Regions from separate parts of the Homo sapiens genome. Here region 2 is linked to region 1. Evidence: read pairs that join two places in POLR2A ChIA-PET (ENCODE). Cell type or tissue: Caco-2. All regions are shown on one strand. Links, peaks and the distances in the headings refer to the core of each region. The heading gives the core; the rest is flanking DNA. Region 1 overlaps PITPNM2 (phosphatidylinositol transfer protein membrane associated 2). Region 2 overlaps MPHOSPH9 (M-phase phosphoprotein 9).

Region 1 (15,647 bases), core at 4,501-12,500:
AGCCGACTGAATCAGTGTCCAGCAAATGATCAGAACCTGCTTTAATCCTCACGATAACCTGCACAGTTGGTGGTACTCATCCCCATTCATCCCCATCCCCAGATGACAGCTCGAGGCTCAGAGATATCAAGGAACTTGCCCAAGGGTGCATAGCTGGCCTAATGATACCAGTCTGCCCAGAGATGTGGTGGGCTGCCTTTTTCACATTGCTTTTAGTGGAGCACTTTGAGGTCTCCTAGTTCACCCCTTCTCTGAAGTTCCAGCTGTTGGAGGTTACATGCTCTCCACCCTGTCTGACTCTGAAGCCAGTGCTCTCCCTTTCACAGCTCTGCCTTCCAGTGCTCAGATACTCAGAGCTACACATAGCACAGGGTCACCTATGGGTGGCAAGGCCAGGGGTACTGGAGTCAGCATGAAGAGTCACCATACACTGGGGAAAGTGCTGGTGACTGAAGATGTATGTGGCCAAGGGCTGGGTGGGAGGTGGTGAGGACTCCACCTGCCCCACCGAGAGATGAGGGACAGGTGGGGGGCCATCAGTGTAGTGTGCTTGTTTCTCCAGCAGGCAGGCTGAAGCTCACTCACAGGAGGCCATTGTGGGCACTCACCCCACTGGTGACCAGTGTCCCCCCCAGAATCTGCATCCACCTGCAGTCTCAGAATGTGGCCTTATTTTGAAATAGGGCCTCTGAAGGTGTAATTTGTTAAGGATCTTGAAATGAGATCATTCTGGATTTAGAGAGGTCCCTGAATGAATGACTAGTGTCCCTATAAGAAAAGGAAAGGACCAAGACACAGGAAAGATGAAGCAGAGATTGGAGAGATACAGCATGGGCCAAGGAGCACTGGGAGCCAGCAGCAGCTGGAAGAGGCAGGAGGCATCCTCCCTAGACCGCACAGGATGCTACTGGGTGAGCCTGCTGTCCTGGAAAAGGCGTGAAGTCTGCCTGAGTGGGCAGGGGCTTCTGCGCAGCCACCCAGCAAGGCCAAGGTGGAAGGGACCCTCCTGGCCCCTGTCCTGGCTCCACCCTCAGCTGCTGGCAGGTGGGTCACCAGGCCTCTGCCCAAAGAAACTCCTGCAGGCAGCTCTGGACCCCCTGTCTTACACACCTTCTCACTGAGCCTGCCAGCATCCCAGGTATCTTATTTCCTGGCGCTGCCATAACAAAGAACCACAAACTGCATAGCTTGAAACAATAGACATTTATTCTTTCACAGTTCTGGAGGCCAGAAACCAGAGAGGCAGGTGTCCGCAGGGCTGCACTTCCTCCAAAGGTTCTACGGGTAGACCCTTCCTTGTCTCTTCCAGCTTCTGGTGGCTCCAAGCATACCTTAGTTTGTGGCCACGTCACTCCATTTACATCGGCAAAGACCCTATTTCCAAATAAGGTCACATTCCAAGGGCCTGGTGGGGACATTCCACCCATTACGCCAGGGCATGGACAGATAGGTAGTCCTGTCTCCACTTAGAGTTTGGAAATTGACACCAAAGAGAAGTGACTTGTCCAGGAGGAGAGGGAGCTGGTCACAGAGTTGGGACTAGAATTCATTTATTTGTTCAATAAGAATTTACGGAGCACCTATCTTATGCTGAGGTCTTTTCCTTGAGCCACCTTGGTGCTTTGGGCTGAGCAGGCTCTGGAATGACACAGGTCTGAATTCAAGGCCTGGCTCTGCCATTTAGTAACTGTGTGACCTTGGACAAGTTTGTGCCTCTCATAGCCTCGATCGTCTCATCTGTGACTTGGGGGTAATAGTGCTAATACACCTTTCCTAAGGGGATGTTGCAGTAACTAAAGGAGAATGTACATGCAAAGCACTTAGCATAGCCACAAATAAATGATGCTACTGGAAGAGGTGGGAGCTTAGAGCATCCAGGAAGAGCTTGCTGTTTTCACTACAAATCTGGTCCACATAGGCCGAGTGCGGTGGCTCACACCTGTAATCCCAGCACTTTGGGAGGCCGAGGCAGGCAGATCACCTGAGGTTGGGAGTTCGAGACCAGCCTGATGGACATGGTGAAACCCCATCTCTAGTAAAAATACAAAATTAGCCAGGTGTGGTGGCTCATGCCTGTAATCCCAGCTACTCAGGAGGCTGAGGCAGGGAATCGCTTGAACCCGGGAGGCAGAGGATGCGGTGAGCCAAGATCACACCATTGCACCCCAGCCTGGGCAAGAAGAGCGAAACTTTGTCTCAAAAAAAAAAAAAAAAAAATCTGGTCCACATTCCAGGAGCTCTTTTAAAGAGGGAGAGATGACACATGCCTGCCCTGACCTCACCTATGGCCTCACCCAGAGTCTTGTCTGTTTTTTGTTTTGGAAGGGGACTCAATCGCTCTGGGCCATGGAGATATAGCACATTTTTTGTGCCTTAGAGAGGCCTGTGGCTGTGTATGCATGTGCATCTGTGTGCCTAGGTGTATGCACGCACACATACACACCTGCTGTTCAGGAAGCTGACCGAGGATGCCCTTGGCTAGCCCATCATGTCACCATGGAAACAGATGCTCGGCTTAAAGTCGCCACTGCCTCAAACATGAGGTTTCCTGCATAAGCAGAAAACTGAGCTTTTGGACACGGGGAGGGACATTCATGGCAGAGAGATGCTTAGAGGTGACCCATGTCTCTCTCACAGTGCCAGCGAGGCCCCTTCCTGCTTGCCACATTTGATTTTTTTGATCTTAGTACAAAAGGCAGGATTGGTTTCTGTTTGTTTTGTTTTATAACAGCTTTATTGAGATATAAGTCACACACCACATGACTCATCCATTTAAAGTGCACAGTTCGGTGGTTTTTAGCCTATTCAGAGTTGTACAACCGTCACCAGAATCAATTTTAGAACATTTCTATTACCCCAAAAAAGAAATCACTATTTTCACCCCAGCCCCAGGCAACCAATAATGTGCTTTCTGTCTCTATAGATTCCACTATTCTGGGTATTTTATATAAATGGAATCATACAATATGTGTCCTTTTGTGTCTGGCTTCTTTCACTCAGCATAATATTTCCAGGGTTCATCCCTCTTGTATCATGTGCCAGTGCTCCGTTACTTTTTATGGCCAAATAATATTCCATTCCATGGTAGACCACAGTTTGTTTCCCCATTCATCTGTTGGTGGACATTTGGGTTGTTTCCACTTTTTGGCTACAGTGAATAATGCTGCCATAAATATTCATGTATAAGTTTTTATGTGGACATATGTTTTCCTTTTCTTGGATATTTACCTAGAGTGGAATTGCTGGGTCATATGGTAACTCTATGTTTAACTTTTTGAGGAACCGCCAAACTGTTTGCCACAGCAGCTGCACCATTTTACGTTCCCACCATCAATGTACGAGGGTTCCATTGCTCCACACCCTGAACAACACTTGCTGCTGTGTGTCTTTTTAACCGCCCCAGTGAGTGTGAAGTGGTATCTCATTATGGTTTTGATTTGCATTTCCCTAATGACAAATGATGTTGAGCATCTTTTCATTTGCTCGTTGACCATTTGTATAATCTTTTTGTAGAAATGTCTGTTCAAGTTCTTTGCCTTTATTATTCTTACTATTTTTTTAGAGATGGGGTCTTGCTATGTCGCTCAGGCTGACCTTGAACTCCTGGGCTCCAGCCATCCTGCCAACTTCACCTCTGGAGTAGCTAGGTCTACAGGTGTACAGCACCATGCCCAGCTCCTTTGCCAGTTTTTGAATGGGGTTGTTGTTTCTCTGTTGTTGCATTGGAGGAGTTCTGTATATATTTTGGATATAAGTTACTATAAGATATATTGTATATAAAAATTCTCTCCCATTTTGTACGTTGTTTTTTCACTTTCTTTTTAGTGTCCTTTGAAGCATAAAAGTTGTTAATTTTGATGAGGTCCAGTTTATCTGTCTTTTCTTTTGTTGCTTGTGCTTTTGGTGTCATGGCTCCAAAACGATTGCCAGTTCAAGTTCATAGGACTTATGCCTATGTTTTCTCTTAAGAGTTTTATAGTTTGAGCCCTTACATTTAGGAGAACGTGTTTTTAATGAGCTGTTGGCAGCAGCCAGTGAGAAGGTGGCGTCCTCTGGGGAGTCTGTGGACTTGTGCATTGCCCAGGAGTCCCACCAGAATCCCTTCTGCCTCGCCAGCTACCTCTAACCCTCCAGCTTGTGGCCCAAACATGTTGCTTCCAGTCCCTGGCCCTCAGTTTCCCCATGTATACCACAAGTAGGTCATCTTGAGGATGTCTTTGTAAGTGTCCTCCTGGTTCCATTTTTTGCCTTCTCTAGAGATGGCTCTGGTCACGTGCACCTTCTGCTCCACCCAGAAGAGCCCTGAATCCATGGGCCTTGGCTCCTGCATGCACACACACGCCACATGTGTGTGCACGCATGCACGCCTGCGCACTGACATTCTGAGTGGCAGCTTCAGTGAGCCCCTCACAGGGAGCACAGCCCTCAGTTCCCTGCGCCATACACCAAGTCCAGGAGACACATTTCTACCCTGGGGTCAGGCTCTTTGGCAGCAAGGGCCACTCCTAGCTGTCCCCTCCCTCCAGTGAGCTGGCCCCAGCCCAGCCTGTGCTTCGAACTGCCTACCTCATTCAGCTGTGCAATAAATTCCATGTCAGGGCTAATGGGCAGGAGAAGCTGCTGGCCCAGCCAGGAGACAGAGTCATGCCCCTGTGGCAGGGAGCTGGGAGAACAAGCAGAGCACAGCCCGCCTTGCTTGGTCCCAGCGGGGCTCTGGGGAGGGAGGTTTGGGTGGAGGGCCCTGGGGGAAGAGGCAGGGCACATCAGATCCCTGAGTGTAGATGTGGCATCTGGCCGGTGCCCCTCCTTCAGGAACAGACCTCCCCTTCCCCTCAATTCCTGCCAGACCAGCTACCCACCATGCCTGGTGCCTATTAGGTAGGGGTTGGGGGTTCTGATGCACATGCAGGTTTCTGCAGTTTAATGCAATCTGTGGCTGCTTCTCTGTCTCTGCACTACCACAGTCACTCATGGCCTGGGAGACTTGGCTCCAGTACTCTGTGCCTCAGTTTCTTACTTGTGGAGTGGGGAGCATGATCCCACAACATCTCAGGGCTCTGAAGTGCAGAGAACAGGTGGGTGCAAAGGCAAGTTGTAAACTGAGACAGGGTCAGGAGATCTCCTGCTTGGGGCTCTCATTCATGCTCTTTGCCTCCCTTGGTAGCCTCTTTTTCCAGGAAGCCCTCTCTCCCTGCCTGCATTGGCTCCTGATAATGACAGTTGAGCAGTTGTGGCCGCTATCTGAGTCTCAGCCCTAGTGTGCACGAGGAGCGCTGGTGTCTGATGCTCTGTGGGTCTTCCGAGCGGTCTTGGTGCCTATAGCTATGAAAAGGGCCTTCCTCCGCAGCCGCATCCTGATCAGAGGCACAGCTGAGACCCAGCTGCACTCCTCTGCCCTGTCCTTTTAGCCCAAGTGCTGACATCAATGGCTGATCCAGGACCAGAAAAAGGCTGAGCGGAGAGCCGTGCTGCCTGGCCCCTCCTCACCGCCCTTCCCCGCACCTCTTGGCTGTACCGGGAGCCTCTGAGCACCGGAAATGAAGGGTTTTCCAGGCCTGGCTCTTCACTCCATCCTTCAGGGGAACTTTGAAGCCATGGAGACATCTGGCTTTGGAGCCATGGCGATTCCCCTGCCACTCTCCTTGCTGGGATAAAGCCAGGGCGTGGCATCCTGGGATGATGTTCCCTGCTGCTGAGTGTGCACACAACCTGAGCTCATCCTGTGTACGTCAGCTACACATGCTCGCATCTAATTTTCTCAACAACCTAGCCAGTACTATTGCTTCTCCTCCTCTTACAGATGGGGAGATGATGACATATAGAGGTTAACTTATCAGAGACCACACAGAAAGAAAGAAAAAGAGGAGGGTTTGTACCCAGACATTTGAACCACAGAAACTATGCTCTAAGCCCGCATGTTCTGCCACCTCCCTGAGAGGGAGCCCCTCTTGGACCCTGATAGCTGAAGGTAAACTCCATGCCCCACATCCTCAGGGAAGGGCAGCTTGCTGTTCAAGGGGAATGGTCTTCACCTGACACCGCAGTGGGGCTTGATTTAGAAACTGTGATTCCCAGGCTGAGCACAGAGGCTTACTCCTGTAATCCCAGCATTTTGAGAGACCAAGGCACTCTACAAAAAAATAAAAAACTAGCTGGGTGTGGTGGGGTGCACGCCTGTAGTCCCAGCTACTCTAGAGTCTGAGGCAGAAGGATTGCTTGAGCTTGGGGGGTCAAGGCTGCAGTGAGCCATGATCATGCCATTGTACTTCAGCCTGGGGGACAGATTGAGACCCTATCTCATAAATAAATAAATAAACTGAAATTCTCAGCAGGTGGGTCCTCAGTAAACAGGGCTGGGGCCCCTGTGGCCCACATGGTAAAGATGTGGCTCCCTTTTGCCTGGACCTTGTGGCCTCTACCCAGTTTGAGCACAGGACATGTTTGGGCACAGGGTAAGGAGCAGATCTCAGCCCATGGGCAGGGTGGGTGGCTGCGCAGGGGCATGGGGCCTCTATCCCACCATGGTGGGCAGGAAAAGGCTGAGTCACTGGTCTGTAGTGTACCAAGTGTACCTGGGCTCACTAATCACTTTCTTTTTTTTTTTTTTTTTTTTTTTTTTGAGATGGAATTTCGCTCTTGTCGCCTAGGCTGTAGTGCAATGGCATGATCTCAGCTCACTGCAACCTCTGCCTCCTAGGTTCAAAGATTCTCCTGCCTCAGCCTTCCAAGTAGCTGGGATTAGTGGCACCCACCACCACGCCTGGCTATTTTTTTTTATTATTGTTTTTAGTAGAGACAGGGTTTTGCCATGTTGGCCAGGCTAGTCTCGAACTCCTGACCTCAGGTGATCTGCCTGCCTCAGCCTCCCAAAGTGCTGGGATTACAGGCATGAACCACTGTGCCTCGCCCACTGACCACTTTCAACTGCAGCCCGGCCTCTCCCTTCTCTCCTTTGCCCTCAGCTACCAAGATTTCATGTTCATAAAGCCGCTAAGTACCTGGCCTACCTGCTGAGCACAGAGGCATCTCCTGCTGCTCCCGGAGCTGGGGGCCTCACCTCCTATCTAAACCCAGGAAAGAACACCCCTGTGGGCAGCTGCCCATGCCAGGGGATCTCCCATTCTCTATACATGTACCAGGACGTTCTTCCTGGGACCCAGATTAGATTGTGCTCCTCTCCTGCTTAAACCCTTTCCTTCCCTTAGCATCAAAACTGTGCTCCTTTTATGGCCGGGCACAGTGGCTCACTCCTGTAATCCCAGCACTTTGGGAGGCGGAGGCGGGCAGATCACTTGAGGTCAGGAGTGTGAGACCAGCCTGGTCAACATGGTGAAACCCCATCTCTACTAAAAATACAAAAATTAGCTGGGTGTGGTGGCGCGTGACTATAATCCCAGCTATTCGGGAGGCTGAGGTGGGAGAATCACTTGAACCTGGGAGGCGGAGGTTGCAGTGAGCCGAGATCATGCCATAGCACTCCAGCCTGGGTGACAGAGCCAGACTCTGTCTCATCTGTCTCAAAACAAATAAACAAACAAAAATAAAAAAATAAAAAAACTTTTGTGATATGGCTTCTGCCTAGCTCCCAGGCCCTTCCCTGCCACTTCCTGCCTCGCAGGCTACACCCAGGCAACTGAGTCCACACGCTTCCAGGGCTCCCTCTAGACACAGACCTTCAGCTCTGTCACCTGCCTCCCTACCCAGCATATCTGTCCTGTCCACCCCTGCCTGGTGAGTGCCTCCCCACCTCCCAGCTCCCCTGCAGGTCACTTTCCCTGACCCCCCTGAGGCTGAGTGAAGGCCTCCCCTCATGTCTTCTAATCACATGATAGTTGTTCTCTTTGGGGTAGGTCTTCCACGTACTCCAAGTCTGGAGCAGGGATGATTCTTCCCAAAGCAGACCAGCCTGGACAATGACATCTCTTTCTTCTACTTTCTGTGAACTCCTCTGGGTGAGGGCTGCACAGGCCCTCCACTGGGTGGGGGATTTTGCTATTTGGGGTTATTTCAGCTTTAACTATTTGGCTGATGGGGCTTGCGGCTTTCCTGGAGGGAGAGAGGAGCGCTTGCTCATTCTCAGAGACCCTGCTGCCTGGCAAGAGTCAGCTCATAGTGGTGTGCTGGAGCTGTGTCAGGGAGATGGCTGAGTGGCAGGGCCCTCATCGGCCTGGTGTTCTAAAGGTGGGGTGCTCTGAGCAGCCTGCAGACTTTTCTTTCCCAGTTTCATTCCTAATTCTTTTTCACTTTTTATTCAAGTGTTGTATATATACAGAAAAGTTTATGATTCATAAGTGTCTACCCTGATGGTCTTGCAAAAAGTGAATATGCCTGTGTAACCAGCACCAGGCCAAGCAACAGAACATTCTTCAGCAAACCCCTCAGGCCCCCTTGACCCACGGGATTTTGAAATAACTTGACAGCTACTTGAGCTATAATTCATACACCATATAATTCACCCACTTAAAGTGTACAGTTCAAAGGTTCTCGGTATATTCACAGAGTTGTGCAACCATCACCACTACCTAATTCCAGAGCACTTTCATCACCTCAAAAGAAACTTGTACCAGCCAGGCACGGTGGCTCATTCCTGTAATCCCAGCACTTTGGGAGGCCGAGGCAGGTGGATCACTTGGGGTCAAGAGTTTGAGATCAGCCTGGCCAACATGGCAAAACTCTTTCTCTACTAATAATATAAAAATTAGCCAAGCTTGGTGGCACACGCCTGTAATCCCAGCTACTTGGTCAGCTGAGGCAGGAGAATCACTTGAGCCTGGGAGGCAGAGGTTGCAGTGAGCTGAGATCTCGCCACTGCACTCCAGCCTGGGAGACAGAGTGAGACTCTGTCTCAAAAAAAAAAAAAAAAAAAGGAAAGGAAAGGAAAAAAAGAAAAGAAAAGAAAAAGAAAAAGGAACCTGTACCAGCCTGTAATGCCAAAGCTCTGGGTGGTTGAGACAGGAGAATTACTTGAGGCCAAGAGTTTGAGACAAGCCTGGGCAACATAGTGAGACTCCATTCTCTACAAAAGAAAATTTTTTAATTAGTTGAGCATGTCTGGGCGTAGTGGCTCATGCCTGTAATCCCAGAACTTTGGGAGGCCGAGGCAGGCGGATCACTTGGGGTCAGGAGTTTGAGACCCCAAACTCCTGGCCAACATGGCAAAACGCTGTCTTTACTAATAATACAAAAATTAGTCAGGCATGGTGGTGCACACCTGTAATCCCAGCTGCTTGGGAAGCTGAGGCAGGAGAATCGGTTGAACCTGGGAGGCGAAGGTTGCAATGAGCCTAGATCGTGCCACTGCACTCCAACCTGTGTGACAGAATGAGACTCTGTCTCAAAAAAAAAAAAAAAAAAAGAAAAGAAAAAAGAAAAGAAATTAAAAATTATTAAATTATTAAATTATTTTAAAAAATTAACCAGATGTGGTGGAATGGTCCTGTAGTCTCAGCTACTCAGGTGGTTGAGGTGAGAGGATCACTAGAGCCCAAGAGTTAGAGGTTACAACAAGCTGTGATCATGCCAGTGCCCTCCAGCCTGGGTGACAAAGCAAGAGGAAAGAGAGAAAGAGAAAGAGAGAGAGAGAGAGAGAGAAAAGAGGGAGGGAGGGAGGGAGGAAGGAAGGAAGGAAGGAAGGAAGGAAGGAAGGAAGGAAGGAAGGAAGGAAAAGTGAGAGAAAGGGAAGAAAGAAAAGAAAATGAAGGAAAGGAAAGGAGGGAGGGAGGAAGGGATGGATGGAGGGAGGGAGGGCCCTGCGCCCATTAGCATCACTCTTCATTTCCCCCATGTTCCCCAGCAGCAGGCCACCACTAATTCACTTTCTGTCTCTATATATTTTCCTTTTCTGTACTTTCCATGTAAATGGAATCACAGGATATGTGGTCCTTTGTGTCTGGCTTGTTTCACTTAATAGAATCTTTTCAAGGTTCATCCATGTTGTGGTATGTAGCATTACTTCATTCCTCTTTGTGACTGAATAATATTCTATTATTGTATGGATAGACCACATTTTATTCATTCATCTGTTGATGGACACTTGAGTTGTTTACAGCTTTTGACTAGTGTGAATAATACTGCAATGAACATTGGTGTACAGGTTTTTCTGTGAATACATGGCAGCAGCTGGTAGGGCTGGAGTCATCTGAAGGCTTGGTGTACAAGTATCTGTTCAAGTCTCTGTTTTCAGTTATTTTGGGTGCATACCCAGAAGTGGAATTGCTGGTCATATGGTAATGCTATGTTTAACTTTTTGAGAAAGTGCTAAACTTTTTTTTTTTTTTTTGAGATGGAGTCTCACTGTCACCCAGGCTAGAGTGCAGTGGCACAATCTCGGCTCACTGTGACCTCTGCCTCCTGGGTTCAAGCAATCTCCTGCCTCAGCCTCCCAAATAGCTGGGATTACAGGCATGCGCCACCACACACGACTAATTTTTGTATTTTTTTAGTAGAGACGGTGTTTCACCATGTTGGCCAGACTGGTGTCGAACTCCCGACTTCAAGTGATCCACCTGCCTCAGCCTCCCAAAGTGCTGGGATTACAGGAGTGAGCCACCATGCCTGCCCTGCTAAACTATTATCTTTTCTTTTTTTTTCTTTTTTTTTTTTTGAGATGGAGTCTCACTCTGTCGCCCAGGCTGGAGTGCAGTGGCACAATCTCGGCTTATTGCAACCTCCGCCTCCCAGGTTCAAGCGATTCTACTGCCTCAGCCTCCTGAGTAGCTGGGACTACAGGCACACACCACCATGCCCGGCTAATTTTTGTATTTTTTTAGTAGAGACAGGGTTTCACCATGCTGGCCAGGCTGGTCTCAAACTCCTGACTTCATGATCCAGCCACCTCAGCCTCCCAAAGTGCTAGGCTTACAGGCGTGAGCCACCGCACCTGGCCTACTAAACTATTTTCAACAGTTTTACATTCCCACCATTTTATATTCCCACCAATAGGGTTCCAGTTTCTCCACATGCCAACCAGCATTGATTCTTTTTTCTAGGTTTTTTTGAATACTAACCACCTTAATGGGTGTGAGGTGCTATCTCATTGTGTTTTTTGTTTTTTTGTTTGTTTTTGAGACGGAGTCTTAGGCCGAGGCGAGCGGATCATGAGGTCAAGAGATCAAGACCATCCTGGCCAACATGGTAAAACCCCATCTCTACTAAAAATACAAAAAATTAGCTGGATGTGGTGGTGGGCACCTATAGTCCCAGCTATTTGGGAGGCTGAGGCAGGAGAACCACTTGAACCCAGGAGGCGGAGATTGCAGTGAGCCAAGATCATGCCACTGCACTCCAGCCTGGTGACAGAGCGAGATTTCATATCAAAAAAAAAAAGACAGAATCTTGCTCTGTCACCCAGGCTGGACTGCAGTGGCGCGATCTTGGCTCACTGCAACCTCTGCCTCCTGGGTTCAAGCAATTCTCCTACCTCAGCCTCCCGAGTAGCTGGGATTACAGGAGTGTGCCACCACGCCCAGCTACTTTTTGTATTTTCAGTAGAGACGGAGTTTTACCATGTTGGCCAGGCTGGTCTCTAACTCCTGGCCTCAAGTGATCTGCCTGCCTCGGCCTCCCAAATGGCTGGGATTACAGGCATAAGCCACCACACTTGGCCCTCATTGTGGTTTTGATTTGCACTTTCCTAATGAATAGTGATGTTGAACATCTTTTCATTGCTTATTGGCCATTCGTATATCTTCTTTGGAGAAATGGCTATTCAAGTCCTTTGCTCATGTTTGAATTGTGTTGTTTTGTTGTTGAGTTTAGGAGTTCTTTATATATTCTGGATACAAGTCCCTTATCAGATACATGGTATGCAAATGTCTTCTCCCATTTGGTGGGTTGTCTTTTTCTCTCTTCATAGTGCTCTTTGATACACTAAGGTTTTTAATTTCAGTTAAGTCCAGTTCATCTATTTTTTCTTTTGTTGCTTGTGCTTTTGGTGTCATATTTAAGAAAGCATTGCCAAATCCAAGGTCATAAAGATGACCTTGTTTGCCCCAGTTTTCTTCTGTTTTATCATTTTGTGATTTTATTTCTTTTTTTAAACTACCATTTCTCAAGCATCTTATAGTTTTATAGTTTTAGTTCTTATTTGTAAATCTTGGATTCATTTCGAGTTTTTGTATCTGCTGTGAGATAGGGTCCAGCTTCATTCTTTTACATGTTGTTATTCAATTGTCCCAGCACCATTTTTTAAAGACTATTATTTCCACATTGGATGGTCTTGGCACCCTTCTCAAAAATTAATTGATCATAGATATATGGTTTATTTCTAGACTCTCAATTATATTCTGTCTGTCTGTCTGTTGATCTATTTGTCTATCCTATCCAGTGCTACACTTTTTTGATTACTGTAGTTTTGTAGTAAGGTTTGATATAGGGAAGTGTGAGTCCTCCAGCTTGGTTTTGTTTTGTTTTCAAGATTGTTTTGGCTCTTCCGGGTCTCCTGTAATTCCATATGAATTTTAGGATCAGCTGTTCCATTTCTACAAATAAAGCTGCTGGGATTTTGATAAAGATCGCATTATATCTGTAGGTTGTTTGGGGCAGTGTCGCCATCTTAACAATATTAAATCTTCCAATCCATCAACACGGGATGTCTTTCCATTTATTTAGAACTTTAATTTCTTTCAGCAACATTTTGTAGTTTTAAGTGCACAGGTCTTTCACCTCTTTGGTTAAATATATTCCTAGGTATTTATTCTTTCAGAGGCTATTATAAATGGAATTGTTTCTTAATTTTCTTTGACATTGTTCATTTCTATGTGTCATTTTGTATTCTGCAACTTTGTTGAATTTATTTATTAGGTCTAACAGGCTTTGGTGGAGATTGTTTAGCATTTTCCATATATAAGATTATGGCATCAGGAAATCGAAATAGTTTTACTTCTATCTTTCCAATTTGGATGCCTCTTATTCTTTTTGTTTGTTTTGTTTTGTTTTGTTTGTTTTTTGAGACAGAGTCTCACTTTGTCACCAAGGCTGGAGTGCAGAGGCGTGATCTCAGCTCACTGCAACCTCTGCCTCCCGGGTTCAAGCGATTCTCCTGTTTCAGCCTTTGAGTACCTGGGGCTACAGGCATGTGCCACATGCCTGGCTAATTTTTCTATTTTTAGTAGAGACAAGGTTTCACCATGTTGCCCAGGCTGGTCTCAAACTCCTGACCTCAAGTGATCTGCCCACCTCAGCCTCCTGAAGTGCTGGGATTATAGGCGTGACCCAATGTGCCCAGTTGCCTCTTATTATTTCCTTTTCTTGTCTAATTGCTTTAGCTAGAACTTATAGCACAATATTGAGGAAAAGCAAATAAGTGGGCATCCTTGTCTTGTTCCTGATCTTGGGAACGCTTTTAGTCCTGGGACAGGTGGGAGTCAGAATATAGGACTTGTGTGTGCAGCACTAGGTCTGGGAGAGGGAGTCTGTGGCCCCTTCAGCCTCTTGCACAAGCCCTGGCATATAGATTTGGGGGCCTGGAAGTGACACAGGAGGAGCCAGCCTCGTTGACCAAAGCCCCTCCTCCCTTTCCACACCCCTGGGCCCAGTCTCCTGTGCCCCTTCCCTCCTGAAGAGTGCTCTGGCCCCACACACATTGCAGGTGCTTTTGTCCCCACAGAAGAAGAGCCGTAACGAGACATATGGCGAAGGCAGCGGCGTGGAGATCCTGGAGAACCGGCCGTACACAGATGGCCCAGGCGGCTCTGGGCAGTACACACACAAGGTGTATCATGTGGGCATGCACATTCCCAGCTGGTTCCGCTCCATCCTGCCCAAGGCAGCCCTGCGGGTGGTGGAGGAGTCTTGGAATGCCTACCCCTACACCCGAACCAGGTGCGCCTGCTTTGGCCTCCATGTGCCTCCCACCTCCACATGCCATCTGGCGGGAAGCAATCTTGTGGCATAGATCCAGGGGATGGGATCAGCCTTCAAGCAGGTTCAACAACCCATAACCCCAGGGAACCCAGGCTTTGTTCCATACAGGTGCCCCGAAGGTCACCTAGGGCAGGCACAGGCAAGAGAGGGAAGGATATACCCCTAGATGCCTCCTGACTGCCTACGTGTGGAGGCCATGAAGGCGTGAGTCAAGCGAGGGCTGTTGGAGACTCCTTTGCCATTCCAGAAGATGCAGGGAATGTAAACCCACTTCAGGCTCCCTAAGAAGGCTGAGACAGCCTTCTGGAAAGAAACTGAGGGTAGAACAGATGACCCAGAAGTCCCTTCCAACTCTGAGACCTTCAGCTGCTGTGACAGTGTTGTCCCACATCCCATGCTGAGCAGGGCTGTCCTTGGGATTCCCTGGCAGAGGGTTCTTCACTCTGTGCCCTGCAGTGTGTAGCTTATCACTGCTGAGTTGAATAGATGGGAGCTGGTCCCACAAGCTGTCTACTGCTGAGCAGGTGGGGTCCCCACAAATCTCCTGGGGCTCCCTTCCCCACGCTGGTGGGCACCTGGAGCTTGCTGAGGGATCCACGGAGCTTTTTCCTCTTCCCAGTAGTACTTTCCCCTCTAAGCTCATCTCCAGCCTAGAGAGAGGCTATTCCCCCATTGTCAGAGCTGGCTTCTTGGGAACTAGAGGTGGCATGCCCCATGGAGCACCCCAGCTTCCTCCTGCTTGGCAGTATGCTGCCATAGCTGTGCCCGTGTTCCTGCCATGCTGTGGACATTGGACATGGGGCTTCTAGAAGCCACTGAGGATACACTGTCTTCTGCTCCCCCTAAATCCTTCCCTGCCCCCATCCTGGCTGTTCTTGGGACAAAGTGGCGATCCAAGAGGTGGACAGGGCAGGCAAGTCTCGGCTACCCTCCACCCTCCTTCCATGCCCGCTCACCAGCTCCACTCCTACCCAGTGGGTCAACAGGCCCTGGCCAGGACACTGGGCCTCTCCAAGGACAGGTCCTGATGAGTGCTTTCCTTTCCGCACAGGTTCACCTGTCCTTTCGTGGAGAAATTCTCCATCGACATTGAAACCTTTTATAAAACTGATGCTGGAGAAAACCCCGACGTGTTCAACCTCTCTCCTGTGGAAAAGAACCAGCTGACAATCGGTAACCAGGAAGGGCAGAGCCCCACAGGGCTGTACTCTGGGTTTCCTACCCACAGGTCCCTCTTGTCCTGCCCCTTTTCCCCACACCTGGTAGACTCCAGACCTGGCCCTGTCCTGGGCAGGCAGGTCAGAGTTGGAGCAAGCATGGGGCCCATGGGGGAGGCAGGGCAGGCCTTCTCAGCCCCATTCTCCTGATATATACACCAAGTCCAAGTGCCTTTTCCACCCAGAGCTGCTTCCCTCCATCCCTTTGCGGGATCCCTACTCCCCAGAAGTACATATGGGCTCGGGCATCCATCTCTAGCTGACAGCCATGCACAAGTGCCCCCGGCACATAATGGGGTCTATGTCCTCTTGATGGTGGGTGCCCTACCCACTACCTCCAGATGACAGTGACATGTAGGGGATGGGCCCCATTTGTTAAATCTTCATTTTCAAGAGAAGCCAGTGATAAGGATGTTCATGAGAAATCTCCCAATACTAAATGTTAGCAACCAATTAAAAATCTTTGTAAATAAATGTATGCCAGTGAAACAAAACACATATGTGGGCCAGTGCAGCTCAGCAGCCACCCTCCTGCAGCCTCTGGGTACAAGGCCCAAGTCACTGTGG
Region 2 (15,647 bases), core at 7,510-15,509, 140 kb before region 1:
AAACTGAGAATGGGTGAGTAGATGCTTGTTATAGTATTCTTTGTAATTTTCCAAGAATGTTTGAAGATTTTTTTTTTTTTTTAAGACGGAGTCTCGCTCTGTTGCCCAGGCTGAAGTGCAGTGGTGCAATCTCGGCTCACTGCAAACTCCGCCTCCTGGGCTTATGCCATTCTCCTGCCTAAGCCTCCTGAGTAGCTGGGACTACAGGTGCCCGTCACCACACCTGGCTAATTTTTATTTTGCATTTTTAGTAGAGACGGGGTTTCACCATGTTAGCCAGGGTGGTCTCGAGCTCCTGACCTCGTTATCTGCCCGCCTTGGCCTCTCAAAGTGCTAGGATTATAGGCATGAGCCACTGAGCCTGGCCCTGAAATAGTTCTTAATTTAAAAACTGGGCCGGGCGCAGTGGCTCACGCCTGTAATCCCAGCACTTTGGGAGGCCAAGGTGGGTGGATCACGAGGTCAGCAGATCAAGACCATCCTGGCTAATAACATGGTGAAACCCCATCCCTACTAAAAACACAAAAAATTAGCCGGGCGTGGTGGTGGGCGCCTGTAGTCCCAGCTACTCGGGAGTCTGAAGCAGTAGAATGGTGTGAACCCAAGAGGCAGAGCTTGCCGTGAGCCGAGATCGCGCCACTGCACTCCAGCCTGGGCGACAGAGTGAGACTCTGTCTCAAAAAAAAAAAAACTGAGGGAAAGAGTGACTGGAGTTGAAGTGAATGTAGATAGAAGAGGCAGCCTCTAAAATGTTTGGTTGTGAAAGGGGACAGAGAGAAAACAAGAGTTGTTTCATGGTTTCTGGTGTTTCTTTGAATTTGACTCAAAAGTTTCACCTGTCAACGAAGGTGGGATGGGAGGTTTGAGGAGGGTGGAAAGGGTGTGAGATAGTCATGTTTGGAGAACTGAAGCTTGCTGGTTACAGAAAGTCATGTTGCCGGCCGGGTGCGTTGGCGCACACCTGTAATCCCAGCACTTTGGGAGGCTGAGGTGGGCGGATCATGAGGTCAGGAGATCGAGACCATCCTGGCTAACACGGTGAAACCCCGTCTCTACTAAAAATACAAAAAAATTAGCCGGGCGTGGTGGCAGGCGCCTGTAGTCCCAGCTACTTGGGAGGCTGAGGCAGGAGAATCGCTTGAACCTGGGAGGCGGAGCTTGCAGTGAGCCGAGATCACGCCACCGTACTCCAGCCTGGGTGACAGAGCGAGACTCCGTCTCAAAAAAAAAAAAAAAAAAGAAAGTCATGTTGCCAGGCGGTCAGGCGGTTTGGGGTGTCCGCTTGAGGTGGTGATGAGTCTGCCCAGCTGGTGGCTTTTTTCCAGCAAAGCTCAGTGGTAGGAGTTGAGACCTGAAGCGCGGCCTTTGTAGTCAGCCAGTCCTCAGATTTTGCTGCCAGTCAGGTGTGGTGAAAGGTGAGAGAGAAAGTATCGTGAGTGTGGACTTCAGGGTAGATCAAGAGGACCTAGTCAGACTAGGAGGGGTTGATAAATGGAAAATGGAGAGGCCAAGGATCGTAGGTCACGTTGCTGAAGCTTGAGGGCGGGAGGCAGAATAGGGGCACAGTCTTTGGAGTATTGGTTTCTTAAGGGGAGTGTGTTCTCTGGTTTTGACAAAAGCCAGCAAGTACCCTCTGAGGTGGCTGGCTGAGGAGTAGAGGGTCACCTCACTGGAGAGAGTGGTCAGGAAGTTGCCTAGTGTGAGAACAGGCATAGGTGTGGAGAAAACAAGGCAGGCTCTAAAGTCTGGGGAATGACTGGGGGTTAACATGATGGTGGGAACCTCAGATGAGCTGGGGGAGCAATGTCTAGAATTGCGCTGTTCAGTACAGTCCTGCCAACAGCCACTATTACTATTTAAATCAATCATGTCAACCTAAAATCAGTGACAGAGACTGACTCTCCAAAGAAATTTATTTGGAAATGTTGGGGGTTTGCAAGCTGGAGTACGCATGCTGTGGTGAACCATAAGCATGTCCAAAGGGGTTGGGACACAGGAAACTTTAAAAGACAAAGGGCAGTCCACAGTCCACTAAGCTATTTTAAAACAAAGACCACTGGTTACAGGAGCATGTTGCAGGCATTAGCATTAGCTCAGTGGTGGAGACATCCCTTGTTAGGGATGTTTCCTTGTACAAGCAGCTTATTATCTGGAATACTGTCGTTCTGAGGAATTCAGAATAGTTCCCATAATCAGCATCTGTGTGAGAGGCTGCTCCTTTGTGCCTCCCAGCTCCATTTTTTGGGAGTTTGACATTAGTGACTCCATTTTGATACTGAAAACTTTCATTATTAAAATTAACGTTTTATAATTGGTTCTTCAGTCTCAGCAGCCACATTTCAGGTGTTCAGTAGTGACACCTGACTTGTGACTGCTGCATTGGACAGTGCAGATAGCATTTCTGGTTTTGCAGAAGATTCTGTTGGACAGTGCTGGTCTGAAGGGAACAAGAAGGGCAGCCCTGCTTCCTTCAGCACTTTACCCTCAGCTACAGTAGGGGCACAGAGTGTAAAGGGTGTGAAATGCCTGAGAGACAGTGAGGGGAATGTTCAGAGCCGCAAGTACCTGAATCTTGACTGAGATTCAGAAGTAACAGAAACCTAGAACAACAGTTAAGTTGAATCATAAAACTGTAAAATAAATTGTATCCAAAATATAGATTGTTACATGTGATTTTTAAATTAGTGTACAAATGTGTAAATACTGTTTGAGAGCAGATTGTTTTATATGCACATGCAGTCTGAAATGAAGTGCAGACCTTTATAATGCCTGACCGTTTTCATTCTAATAGCACACTAGCAACTTCAGACGTCAGCAGGCGGAAATGGCTGATTCCAGGTGCAGAGTATTCCATCTTTACTGGCCAGCCTCTGGACACCCAGGACAGTAACGTGGATAACCAGCTGGAGGAAACCTGTAGCCTAGGGTGAGATAACTTTGCTAAAGATTCTATTTAGGGATGTTATGTTTTCTTAGAGATTTCAATTGCTTTTAAAAGTTTGGGAAGCCCTCTCTTTGGTTCTTTAATGTCTTAATTTTGAGAACCTGACTTTTATTTTACTTTGAAAGGCTACTACTTTTAGAATATTTTACTTCCATGAGCTCTGCCAAGCTTCCCCACCTGTGCTCAGTGGCACAGTATGGGTTTGTGATTAGGATAGGATGTCGATCCTCAGGCCAGGTGTGGTGGCTCACGCCTGTAATCCCAACACTTTGGGAGGCCAACGTGGAGGATCGCTTGAGCCTAGGAGTTCGAGACCAGCTTGGGCAGCATGACAAAATCCCACCTCTACAAAAAATAAATATATTAGCCGGGCATGGTGACATGCGCCTGTAGTTTTAGCTACTTGGGAGGCTGAGGTGGGAGGATTACTTGAGCCTGGGGAGCTCAAGGCTACAGTGAGCTATGATTGTGCCACTGCACTCCAGCCTGGGTGACAGAGTGAGACCTTGTCTAAAAACAAACAAAAGATGTAGATCCTCTCCCACTTCAGATGGCTCTGGCCAGCCCGAGCCCCGAGCCTGCGTGAGCAGCCTCAGCCGCTTACTCCAGGGTGCTGTGCAGATGCTGTTCCTCTAAGTGTAGGACTAGAAGGATGGGAAAGCACTGTATGCAGGTTTAATTTATTTGCATTGCAAAGCATGCTCATTGTGGAGTATAATTGTCAACTCTGTTATTCCCCTAACAACCCCAGTAAAGTGTGTGTTTTAGCTTGGACTGTTATAACAAATTACCGTAGACTGGGTGGCATAAACAACACACATTTCTTTCTCTACCTCTGGAGGCTGGAAGTGCAAGATCAGGGTGCTGAGTGTTTGGTGAGGGCCCTCTTCCTGGTTATGTCCTCACATGGCCTTTCCTTGGTGTGTGTGCACAGAGAGAGCGCTCCTGCCTCTTTCCCTTTTTCATAAGGGCATTAATCCCATCTTGGAGGCTTCACCCTCATGACCTCATCCAACCCTAATTACCTCGTAAAGACCCCACCTCCACACACCATCACATTGAAGATTAGGGCTTCAACATGTATGTTTGGTGTGGGGGCGGGGGGCAAGATACAGACATTTAGTCCATAGCACTGTATGTCTTAAAATTATTGTTTAAGGCACCGTTCACCTCTGGAAAAGGATTCTTCACCTGGAAGTTCATCAACAAGCTTGTTGATAAAAAAGCAAAGAGAGACTTCAGACACGCCGATCATGAGAGCTTTAAAAGAACTTGATGAGGGAAAAATATTTAAAAATTGGGGGACACAGACAGAGAAAGAGGACACCTCAAATAGTGAGTATTTCCTTGTTTGAGATAGATGGATATAGATATCTTTTCCCCATTTATATTACCTTCGTTAAAATTAAAATATTTAGGTAATGAAATTAAAAGTTTTAGCTCTGTAAACTTGCTATTTTACTGCTACTTCAGCCCCGTTTCATAGAGAATTGAATGTCCTAGTTAATAATTTATCACAGTTCTGGCATAACATGTACCTTTTGTACAAAGCCAGTTGAATCTTACATTCCGATTATGAAAAAGGCTTACATGGCATTCTTTTTTTTTTTTTTTTTTTTTTGAGACAGTGAGACAGAGTCTCACTCTTTTGCCCAGGCTGGAGTGCAGTGCGTAATCTCAGCTCACTGCAAACTCCATCTCCAGGGTTCAAGCTATCATCCTGCCTCAGCCTCTCAAGTACCTAGAATTACAGGTGCCCTCCAGCACCCCCGGCTAATTTTAATATTTTTAACAGAGACGGAGTTTCACCATGTTGGCCAGGTTGGTCTCGAACTCCTGGCTTCAAGTGGTCCACCCGCCTTGTCCTCCACAACACAACACAAAGTGTAAACACAAAGTGTTGTGATTACAGGCGTGAACCACTGCTCCTGGCCTTACATGGCATTCCTAAGGATATTTGAAAAATTCCTGTCAGTCCATCTTACTTGCACACATCAGAAGGCTGTGATAGGCATTTGGTATTCATGAAGTGAGATATAACATTTCCTCTTCTTTCTTGGTTACTGAGCATCTGTAGATAAGGCAAGTAGTGTCTTTAATACTGTGTTTTTTCACAGGTCCAGGTCACCAATACATTTCTCTCCTTTTCCACTATGCTTGCTTTCTCAGACCCCTTAGTCATCCTGCCAGCGTCTTTGCGGTTACATCTCCCAAGCAGTGTCTCTTAGTAAATAAATTAGTAACCTGCTTTCTAAAAATAACCCTCTTGAAAATCACCTTGAATGCCGATTGTAAACAGGGAGCCAGAATGAATTCATTATAAACTCCCATATTTTTCTTCATCAAGCATTTTTTATCATTATAATGTGGTGCATTTGCAAATAGTCACTATAACCTAGCTGGTGAGAATAAATGCTTTGAGCAGAACCTAAGCTGTGGGGCTTGGTGTGTAACCATGTGTAACCACCTGTTAATAAAGGTGGATAACTGAAGCGTAGGCTTGTTTTGATTTGTTTTTTGTTTTGCTTTTTTTTGGTCTGCTGTAGTAAATCCTCGGCAAACTGAAACTTCAGTTAATGCAAGTCGTTCTCCAGAAAAGTGTGCCCAACAGAGACAAAAGAGACTTAATTCGGCCTCACAGAGATCATCATCTTTACCACCTTCAAATCGTAAATCAAGTACTCCAAGTAAGAGTTAGATGTGTACATCTCTTGGGTTCAAAAGCGTGATCTCTGAGTCAAATCTATTTGTGCCCGCTGCTTGCCTGTTTCTGGTTTCTCTTGTATCCTCAGCACCTAGTAGAGTACTCTGAGCAGAGGACCCCTAAATAAGATCTTGTTCATAAATAAAATTGTCTGATCACATAGATACTACAAATGTAAATGAAGAAATCTGTTTATTAAAGTGAGATTTTTTATTGTGTCCAGTAAATTGTTTACAACTAATACTAATAATTTATTGTGTCCACTAAATTGTTTGCAACTAATACTTAAAAATGCCAGCTATCCAAACATTAATTCAATCAAATTAATCCAAGCTAGTCTCAAATATACTTCTTATGTATTTGATCTCAAGTACTTAGCATTAGTCACCATTTTTCTTTAGCCAATAACAGGTTGGTTTTAAAGTTGAAGCATTGAATTCCTGTCCTGAATTTCCGTTTTCACACCAGCTGAGGAGATTCTTATTATTGTGTTATAGGAATGTTCAGTAGTGTACTGCTGTTTCCATCTTATTTCCAGTCGACTTCTAAAATCCTGAAAAACCAGTTTTGAGTCAGAGTGCTGAAAGTACTGTCTGATATACTACAGTGTTACAGTGGTTACCTCTAGGTGTTAGGATTATGAGTGATTTTATTTTTTTGTACACTCTTATTTCTCTCTCAAAGTTTTACGTTGAAATTATATTCCTTTCAAAATTAGAAAAAAAATACTGAATAAGAAACTGTTATGCTGATACATATAGAAGGAAAAGAATATTTCCTCTTCATTTTCTTCTATAGCAAAAAGAGAGATTATGCTAACACCAGTGACTGTGGCTTATAGTCCAAAGCGATCCCCTAAAGAAAACTTGTCCCCAGGATTTAGTCATCTGCTTAGCAAAAATGAGAGCAGTCCAATTCGGTAAGTTCTCTAAAATTGTAGAATAAAGTTTACTATATTAGTGATTTTTTTCTAAATGTTGACTTATGTCTCTAGCTATCACTAATTTTTCAGTTACCAGTGGGAACTCTGTGAATTTCATTTAAATCATAAGTGAATGTCATACTACAACTAAAGTACTGCAGTACAATGAACACAGTTTTTAACTATGTAAACTTGCTACTACTAGATTTTAAATTATCACCTCAGCACCCCTGTCAGCTTTTGTATGTAGAATGATAGTTCTTTGTTTTCCTGAAAAGGTTTATGATACGGGAAAACTTTTGGGCCATTTGTACAGGAAAGTGGGCTTTACTGGTATGGCCCTGGCACCAAATGCATGTTTACCTGTGCTGCTGAGAATCTGTCCCCTCCGAAGTGTGGGCAGCTGTGTGTGCTATTAGCGGGGAGGGATGTTGCTTCTTGGTTCCAGACCCAACTCTGTCAGGCTCTTGCGGAGATGAGTTAAGCACATTGAACCTCAGTTTCCTCTTCTATAAAACGGGGATAATAATAACTACCCTGCTTATTTCATAAGGTTTTTATAAATATCAAATGAGATAATGTATGGGTAAGTGTTTTAAGTCTTTAGTTTGTAAATACAATTTTGTTAGAAAATAGAAATAAATTTCAGTTTTAGACAATTACATAACCAGCTTTCTTTTAAGAAAATACATAAATATGTGAGTTAGCTGGATGCCAGCTCATCTTTGTAGTGGAGATAGGGAAAATCAGTTAACATTTTTTTTCTCACAAGTAACTTGCTTCATTCAATAGATTTGATATACTTTTGGATGATTTAGATACTGTTCCTGTGTCTACATTACAACGTACCAATCCAAGAAAGCAACTCCAGTTTCTTCCTCTAGATGACTCGGAAGGTATCTTTTCCTAAAAAATATTAGTTATGGTTTTAATCATTCATTTTTTGAGATTCTGGTATCTCTCAGTGTTCTAAATATTATAATATCTTGCACTTAAATATTTTCCCACTCAAGGGCGTCTGAAACTAAGCACTCATGATGCTACGTGTTGTTATGTCAATGTTGTTATCCTCATTGAAAAGTTGGGAAACTGAGGTACAGGGAATGTTGATGTTTAATTACCAGGGCCACACTGCTCAGTTATTCTCTTTACTTTTATTCTCTATATGCAGCTTAGGCTTTGGGTAACTTTTTTTTTCTCATTTATATTCTAAATTTGGAATAAAGCTATAAGACAATGTATGTGAAATCACTTGGGTAGGCCCTCAAAACATTAACTGTTTAGTGTTGGTGTATGTCCACTAAATGTGATGTATTATTTAGTTTTTAAGCTTTTTTTTTTTTTTTTGCTTTAAGTTTACTTAAAGTTCATTTATGTTTACATGAAGTTTGCTTAAGTTCATTAAGGGAAGTTGCAAAGATTGTCAAACAGAGGGCAAAGCTTTCAGAATTCTTTGGAGAAAAAAGCACTGAGTAAATAAGATTGATTATTGTATCTCTTTTCATTACTTTTTTGGGCCACATAGCAGCTATATCCAGAAAGTGAAATTGGGCAACATATTTAATATATATGCAACCTACACGAAAAATTGATAAGAAATATAAGCAATTTCTCTCCTCTCTGACAGAAAAAACTTATTCTGAGAAAGCCACCGATAACCATGTTAATCATAGCTCTTGCCCTGAACCGGTGCCAAATGGAGTGAAGAAAGTATCTGTGAGAACAGCCTGGGAGAAGAATAAATCAGTTAGCTACGAACAGTGTAAGCCGGTTTCAGTCACTCCACAGGGGAATGATTTTGAATATACAGCAAAAATTCGGACCCTAGCTGAAACAGAACGATTTTTTGATGAACTTACAAAAGAAAAGGACCAGGTAAAAACAAACAAATATTTTTAAAAATTGTTTTCTGAACTTAATGCTTATGTCTAAGGAGAAGGGAATTATTGAGTCAAACCTGTCTCAGGAAATTACAATGGGATAACATACCAGAGCTGTGCTAGCAACGGATTTGAGCCATGTGGTCGTTACTAATTGACAGAGGGAAATTAAGTTGAGATGAAATGGACAAGGAAATACTAAGCCAAAACCTTTTCTTTCCATTCTGTGTGATAAACCTCCCTGCCAGTAATTTAAACATATTTTTTTCGTGTGTTAACAGATTGAGGCAGCACTAAGCAGGATGCCTTCTCCTGGAGGACGAATCACTTTACAGACAAGATTAAATCAGGTGAAATGTCTTAGCTTGAATCTGCTTTAGAGGCTTGATGCCAGTCAGTGTTCCAGTTATCTAAGAGGGGTTTAAAAAATCATGGCACAGTGAAAATTAGACACACTGAAGCAGCAGTCAAAACTTTTAGCTTTTACGGGAAGTGTTTGATTATAGCAATTTTATAACTGCAAGCTAGCTTTCAGGAATAAAAATTGATTTTACCTTTAGACTTAGAGAAGAAGGTGTTCATGCCCTTGTATTTTCAAGAAACTAACTTGAGAGCAAATGGCAATATGCTTTTCAACAGATTTTACACTAAGTTAGTGCTCACAGATTGCCTCTCTTTTTGTTTGATTTCTCCCTCCTCAAATCTGTAATTTATTTCTGAACTCCTTTCCATTAGCAAGCAGATAAAATGGTTACACTTTGGAAACTGAATAGCTGTAGAGGTTCAAAAAGTGAGCCGTAGGCCGGGCGCAGGGGCTCACGCCTATAATCCCAGCACTTTGGGAGGCTGAGGCTGGTGTATCACCTGAGGTCAGGAGTTCCAGCCACTGTGCCCAGCCCCCAACTTCTTTTTTTCTGACTTTGTCTTTTTGTTCTGATAAATATTAGTCAATAATTTATAGGCTGGGCGTGGTGGCTCATGCCGGTAATCCCAGCACTTTGGGAGGCTGATGCAGGCGGGTCACCTGAGGTCAGGAGTTCGAGACCAGCCTGGCCCACATGGTGAAACCCCGTCTCTACTAAAGTACAAAAATTAGCCGGGCATGGTGTGGGGGTGGGCGCCTGTAATTCCAGCTACTCGGGAGGCTGAGGCAGGAGAATTGCTCGAACCTGGAAGGTGGAGGTTGCAGTGAGCCAAGATGGTGCCACTGCACTCCAGCCTGGGTAATAGAGCAAGACTCAGTCTTAAAAAAAAAAAAAAATAAACTTTCAATTGAACTTTTCATGTTATGAAATATCTTTCTATAACATCCTTTTAAATTAACGTACAATATTCCATCAGCAGTAACGTATTTAACCAAGAATGTTTTAGTAGAAATTTGGGTTGCTTCTAATTTTGGATATCATAAATAAGGCTGCAATAAAGTTCTTAAACATATCTCTTTGCACGTGTAAGTATTGCCTTAGGAGTCATTCCCAGAAATAAAAATGCTAGGTCCAAAGAAATGCAAATTTCTAAGGATTTGGATATATGTCAAGTTGTAACCCAGGATGTTTGAGACAATTTCTACTCCTACCTGCCGTGTATGAAGATAAGCTCTTCCCCATCCTGAAACCTGTATGTTTGGGAAAACAACAACAACAAAAAAAACAAAAAAAAACCTGCCATGGCCAGGCGCAATGGCTTATGCCTGTAATCCCAGCACTTTGGGAGGCCGAGGTGGGCGGATCACGAGGTCAGGAGTTCAAGACCAGCCTGGCCAACATGGCAAAACCCCATCTCTACTAAAAATACAAAAAATTAGCCAGGCGTGGTAGTGCACGCCTGCAGTCCTAGCTACTCGGGAGGCTGAGGCATGAGAATCGCTTGAACCTGGGTGGTGGAGGTTGCATTGAGCTGAGATCGTGCCACTGCACTCGGCCTGGGTGACAGAGCAAGACTCCGTCTCTGAAAAAGAATAATAAAAAAAAATACCTGCCAATGTGATCATTTTTTAAAAGGTGTGGGGTTGTCTTGGCTAATCTTTTATTTATCTAGTTTGGAGACGGAGTCTCGCTGTGTCACCAGGCTGGAGCGCAGTGACGCAATCTCGGCTCACTGCAGCCTCCAACTCCCTGGTTCAACTGATTCTCCTGCCTCAGCCTCCTGAGTAGCTGGGATTACAGGCACATGGGCCCGGCCTAATTCAAAGATATTTTGAGGCCGAGAACAGTGGCTCATGCCTGTAATCTCAGCACTTTGGGAGGCCAAGGTGGGCAGATCACTTGAGGTCAGGAGTTTGAGGCCGGCCTGGCCGATGTGGTGAAACCCTGTCTCTACTAAAAATACAAAAAAATTAGCCGGTTGTGGTGGTGTGCCTGCAATCTCAGCTACTTGGAGGCTGAGGCAGGAGGTTCACTTGAACCCAAGAGTTGGAGGTTGCAGTGAGCTGAGATTGCACCACTGCACTCCAGTCAGGGCAACAGAGTGAGACTGTGTCTCAAAAAAAAAAAAATTGAGATAGAGTTTGATTCTCTTCTTAGGTTTCTCTTTTAATTTTTTTGAGACAGGGTCTCATTCTGTCACTCAGGCTGGAGTGCATTGGCACAATCATAGCTCACTGTAGTCTTGACCTCTGAGGCCTCAGCCCCTTGAGTAAGCTAGGACTACAGGCATGCACCACCACACCTGGCTAATTTTTAAAATTTTTTTGTAGAGGCAGGGCCTTGCAGTGTTGCCCAGGGTGGTCTCGAACTCCTGGCCACAAGTGATTCTCCCACCTTGGTCTCCCAAAGTGCTGGGATTACAGGTGTAAGCCATCATGCTTGGCCTTATTTTTCTTTTAAAAATGATACACGGCTGGGTGCAGTGGTTCACGCCTGTAATCCCAGCACTTTGGGAGGCTGAGGTGGGCAGATCAGATCACCTGCAGTCAGGAGTTCAAGACCAGCTTGGCCAATATGGCGAAACCCTGTCTCTACTAAAAATATGAAAATGAGCCGGGCATGGTGGTGGGCACCTGTAATCCCAGCTACTTTTGAGGCTGAGGGAGGAGAATCGCTTGAACCTGGGAGGCAGAGGTTGCAGTGAGCTGAGATTGTGCCACTGCACTCCAGTCTGGGCAACAGAGCGAGACTCCGTCTCCCCCAACCAAAAAAAAAAAAATAAAATAAAAGTGGTATGCATATATATGTATGCAGAAAAAACAGGAAAGAGGAACAGTTTTTTTTTCTTTTTTGCTTATTTGTCTTCTAAATTTTCTATATTCTAAGTGTTCTATAATCCTTTTATAATTAAAGAAAAAAATTTTAAGTTTTATTTCAGGACACCATTGGAATTAATACTGAATAAATTAACTAAAATGAGGCTGGGTATAGTGGCTTATGCCTATAATCCCAGCACTTTGGGAGGCCGAGGTGGGTGGATCACTTGAGGCCAGGAGTTCGAGACCAGCCTGGGTGACATAGTGAGATCTTGTCTCTGCAAAAAAAAAAATGTTTAAAATCAGCCAGGTGTGGTGGTGCCTGCCTGTAGTTTCAGATACTCGAGAGGCTAAGGTGGAAGGATTGCTTGAGTCCAGGAGTTTGAGGCTGCAGTAAGCTATGATCATGCCATTGCAGTTCAGCTTTGGGTGACAGAGCAAGACCCTGTCTCAACAAAAACACAGAAGTATGTATAATGATATATAGTCCAGGTATTATTTAACAGTAATATTGTTTATTTTAAAATAGCAATTGTTAATTCATTGTGAAATCTATTTTTTTTTTTAAGAAAAGTATCCTTCAGTGTTTTTTTTTTTTCCTTTTTAACTTAGAAATTTTGGTGAGAAGAAAGTTATTTGATCTATGTATGTGTGGGATGCAGCACTGATCAAATGTGTCCATTTCTTCTGGTGAAATGTGTGAAGCACCTCCTAGGCTCCTCTTGTACTGTTCTCACTTCAGCAGAGCCAAAGAATTATCCTCTTCCAGTTGGTTGTATTGCTATTACTAGAATTTCCATATACTCAATGTGTCAAACATATTGAGAATATTTTAAAGTACAGCAGTTATTTGGAATAGTTGAAAAGCTAATTCATATTGTCCAGTTTAAAAGAAATCATAAGATGTTTCGTGTAGAAAGCAAAATAATTGTAATTTTAGTGTTTATACTTGCTCTTTTGCTAAAAGAAAGGTCAGTTTGGTGGTGATTATAGAACTTGGTATAGAATTCTAATTAAACTTTTCCCATTGTTTTCACCTAGGAAGCCTTGGAAGATCGTTTGGAAAGGATTAATCGAGAACTGGGTTCAGTTCGCATGACGCTAAAGAAATTCCATGTTTTGCGCACCTCTGCAAATCTTTGAGATTTGTAGCCATTAAATTTTGAGACATTTTTGTTTGCACTAATGTATAATTATGCAGTCAGAAAAGGCAAACTATTTTGTACTGTTTATAAGCCTTCAAACAGTAGTTTTACAATCATGCTATTCTTACACTTGCTATTTTATACTTCAAATGGCCACATATTTTCAAGATATTTTTGTTATGCTCAGGAATCTCTTGTATATTTTACTATTTAAAAAGCATTATTTTTAAATAGTATCTGTCTCCAATTTATATCAAGAATAAGGAAATATAAACAGAGGAAGCAGCTTGTTTCTAAACAAATAGTGTTATCCTTTTACAATTAACTGCACATCAATTTTATAGACTTGTTCTACATTGTAAATACAATTCAGTTTTTAAAAAATAAAGCTTAATAGCTTCCATAATGATAGACTAGTACATGCTGAATACATAAACAATTACAGTGTACCTTGGATTTCAGTTGTGTTGAGGTTTTTAAAAAATGATAATGCAATTCGTATTTGAAACGTGTCTTAGAGTGAATATCAGAATAGTAATAATGGACTCTTGGAAAGCTTTGAAAACTACATGAATATAACTCATTTTCTTTAAACTTTATTGTCTGTAAGAGAAAAAAGAGAGATTGTAATTCTCTAATTTTATCTTTTCTAAAAAAGTTAAACAATTGGAGAGCCCTCTCTGGAGGGCTCTCAGAGTAGCTCTCTGCCCATTGTTCTGAATTAACTTGTGTCCCACCCTGGACAATAAATGGACAGATAAACCCTTTGAAATACAAGCCACCACCCCGTGAGGGATTAAGAGGGCAGCCTGGTTTTCTTAGTGTGCATGGCTTCAGCTGTCCGTCATAGTTGTCATCTGGATATGTTCACCCCTTTCCACTCCTTCACCCTGGCCAAAAGGAAAATATTTCCACTGTAGGTGCTGTAAGAACACTAGACTTTAGATCATCACAATCTACTGTATTTGTTAATGGACAGGGAGTGTGTCCGGATGGAGCCTGGTGCCTTCCCCTCGGCCTTGCAGAGGGCTCCAGCCCACTGCCTCTGTGGTAGCCGCTGGCTCTCAGAAGTAGCACGTGGGCAGGAGTCTCTCCTCTGATCCAGGAGCATTGGCAGGTTTGTGTTGGGACTGCTGGTTAAGTTGGAGCTGTGTAACTACTTAGTTTTTGGTAGCCAATCAGAACGCAGTGCCCCACATATTCCAGCTCGGTACATGTTGATAAACAGACTCATCCAAACTTTCAAAATGGATTCGTACTAAACATGCTCAGGTTTTAAATTTTGGTTTGCTTTTGAGCTTTTCCTCTTTATGTGGCTCTTAATAATAAGTAGTTAGAATGAACCAAGCCATCCCAGTTATTCCAAGCAGGCTCTCAAATGACCTTTGAGCACCCTTCACCTGGCTGGTCCCCAGGCCAGGGGTCCACAGCCCTGCTCCCTTCTCAGCAAGGAGGGTGGCCTGTCTGACAGTGCAGTTGAACCTTTGCTCCCTACTCTGCAACTTTTGAAGACTTCAGGCTAATCAAAATTACTTATAATTAGAATCAAGTGCCTTTATTCTTGTTTTTTATTTTTATTTTATTTTATTTATTTATTTTTTTAGATGGAGTTTTGCCCTTGTTGCCCAGGCTGGAGTGCAATGGCATGATCTCAGCTCACTGCAACCTCTGCCTCCCGGGTTCAAGCGATTCTCCTGCCTCAGCCTGCTGGGTAGCTGGGATTACAGGCATCTGCCACCACGCCCGGCTAATTTTGTGTGTGTGTATATGTCTATGTGTGTGTGTGTATGTATATATCTTTTTTTTTTTTTTAGTAGAGATGGTGTTTCACCATATTGGCCAGGCTGGTCTCAAACTCCTGAACTCATGTGATCCGCCTGCCTTGGCCCCTCAAAGTGCTGGGATTACAGGCATGAGCCACCACACCCGGCCTATTCTTGGTATTCTTTATTCTTGGTTTTCTAGCCTTTAGAAAAAAAAAATCTAGTCTTGGTAAAGAAAATGTTCATTTTAATCAAGCTCCAGTACAGCTTGTGTCAAGACCTAGTAAGACCACCTTTAATGTGTTCCTGGATATGACATTAAAAACTAACTTGAAAATTGTTAGGATATTTCCTTGTTCCCTACTTTTATTGTAAAATCTACTACATTCTTAAGAATTAAAAAATGCCATTTCAGAAGAGATGATAGTTTTATCTTGCCAAGGAATTATCTTCTTAGTAGCCTATATTGGCTTATTCCAAAAAAGGCGTTAACCTCCATCAAAACATCTTCTGCGCCTCTCTCTCAGCATATGCTTTGATATTTGAAGTGTGTAATAGATTGGAGCTATCAGTCACTTATTTCTAAAAAATGTATTCTTTTTTCTTCATAGCTGTGAAGAGGGATACCAAGGAAAGTTCTTTCTGCTGTCTTTCTCTTCGGTAATGCTTATCTTATGAACACTCAACTGAAAAAACACTCCACCTAAAAGCAGGAAAGATGGCAATTCTAAATAGCAGCTATTATCCCCGGGTATAAACTATTTTTGTTGTTGGCTTGGGGCTTTGCTGCAGGTATTAATAGTTTAAAAAGAAAAAAAAAAAAAAAACCCTAAGCAAATCTGCCACCTCTGGGAAGTGCCTTTTAAAATGCAAATAGAAAGTGAACTCTCCCCTGATGCCTGGATCTGCCCCCTTCCTTTCCCTTGCTAAGCCTCTGTTTGCAGGAGCTACTCCTGAGGTATGGAAATGGTCTTTGCAACTGAAGGACTTTTCCAACTGAAGCAACAGATGTAGCTAAAGTGGCCGTGCTAGGGTTGTGCAGAGCTGGGCTCAGGGGACAAGAAAGGAGAGACTTGGAGCCAGAGAGACCTGGGTCACATCCTGGCAC

What was found. ChIA-PET counts read pairs that join two places held together with the same protein. Peaks named below come from ENCODE experiments on the same cell type or tissue, not always from the same donor. Only the 100,000 strongest peaks of a DNase experiment are listed, where the experiment ranks them.
Region 2: POLR2A ChIA-PET joins it to region 1 with 10 read pairs; 5 of 35 experiments call an interaction of 5 or more read pairs at or near these places.

What each region holds. Positions count from the first base shown.
Region 1 is chr12:123,012,002-123,027,648 of GRCh38, reverse strand. PITPNM2 (phosphatidylinositol transfer protein membrane associated 2) reads left to right here. Exons shown (of 26, transcript NM_020845.3): 4 at 13,607-13,821; 5 at 14,915-15,036. Among named protein-coding and RNA genes, the nearest start is that of MIR4304, 9.1 kb to the right of the region's middle. RefSeq lists enhancers at 1-88, 15,167-15,647. In Caco-2, for the core only: no CTCF peak of the experiment used is centred there; a DNase peak (open chromatin) is centred at 8,508.
Region 2 is chr12:123,153,934-123,169,580 of GRCh38, reverse strand. MPHOSPH9 (M-phase phosphoprotein 9) reads left to right here. Exons shown (of 24, transcript NM_022782.4): 17 at 2,792-2,926; 18 at 4,104-4,279; 19 at 5,491-5,631; 20 at 6,447-6,567; 21 at 7,363-7,466; 22 at 8,198-8,445; 23 at 8,732-8,800; 24 at 12,673-15,366. The coding sequence ends at 12,774. Among named protein-coding and RNA genes, the nearest start is that of PITPNM2, 11 kb to the right of the region's middle. In Caco-2, for the core only: no CTCF peak of the experiment used is centred there; no DNase peak of the experiment used is centred there.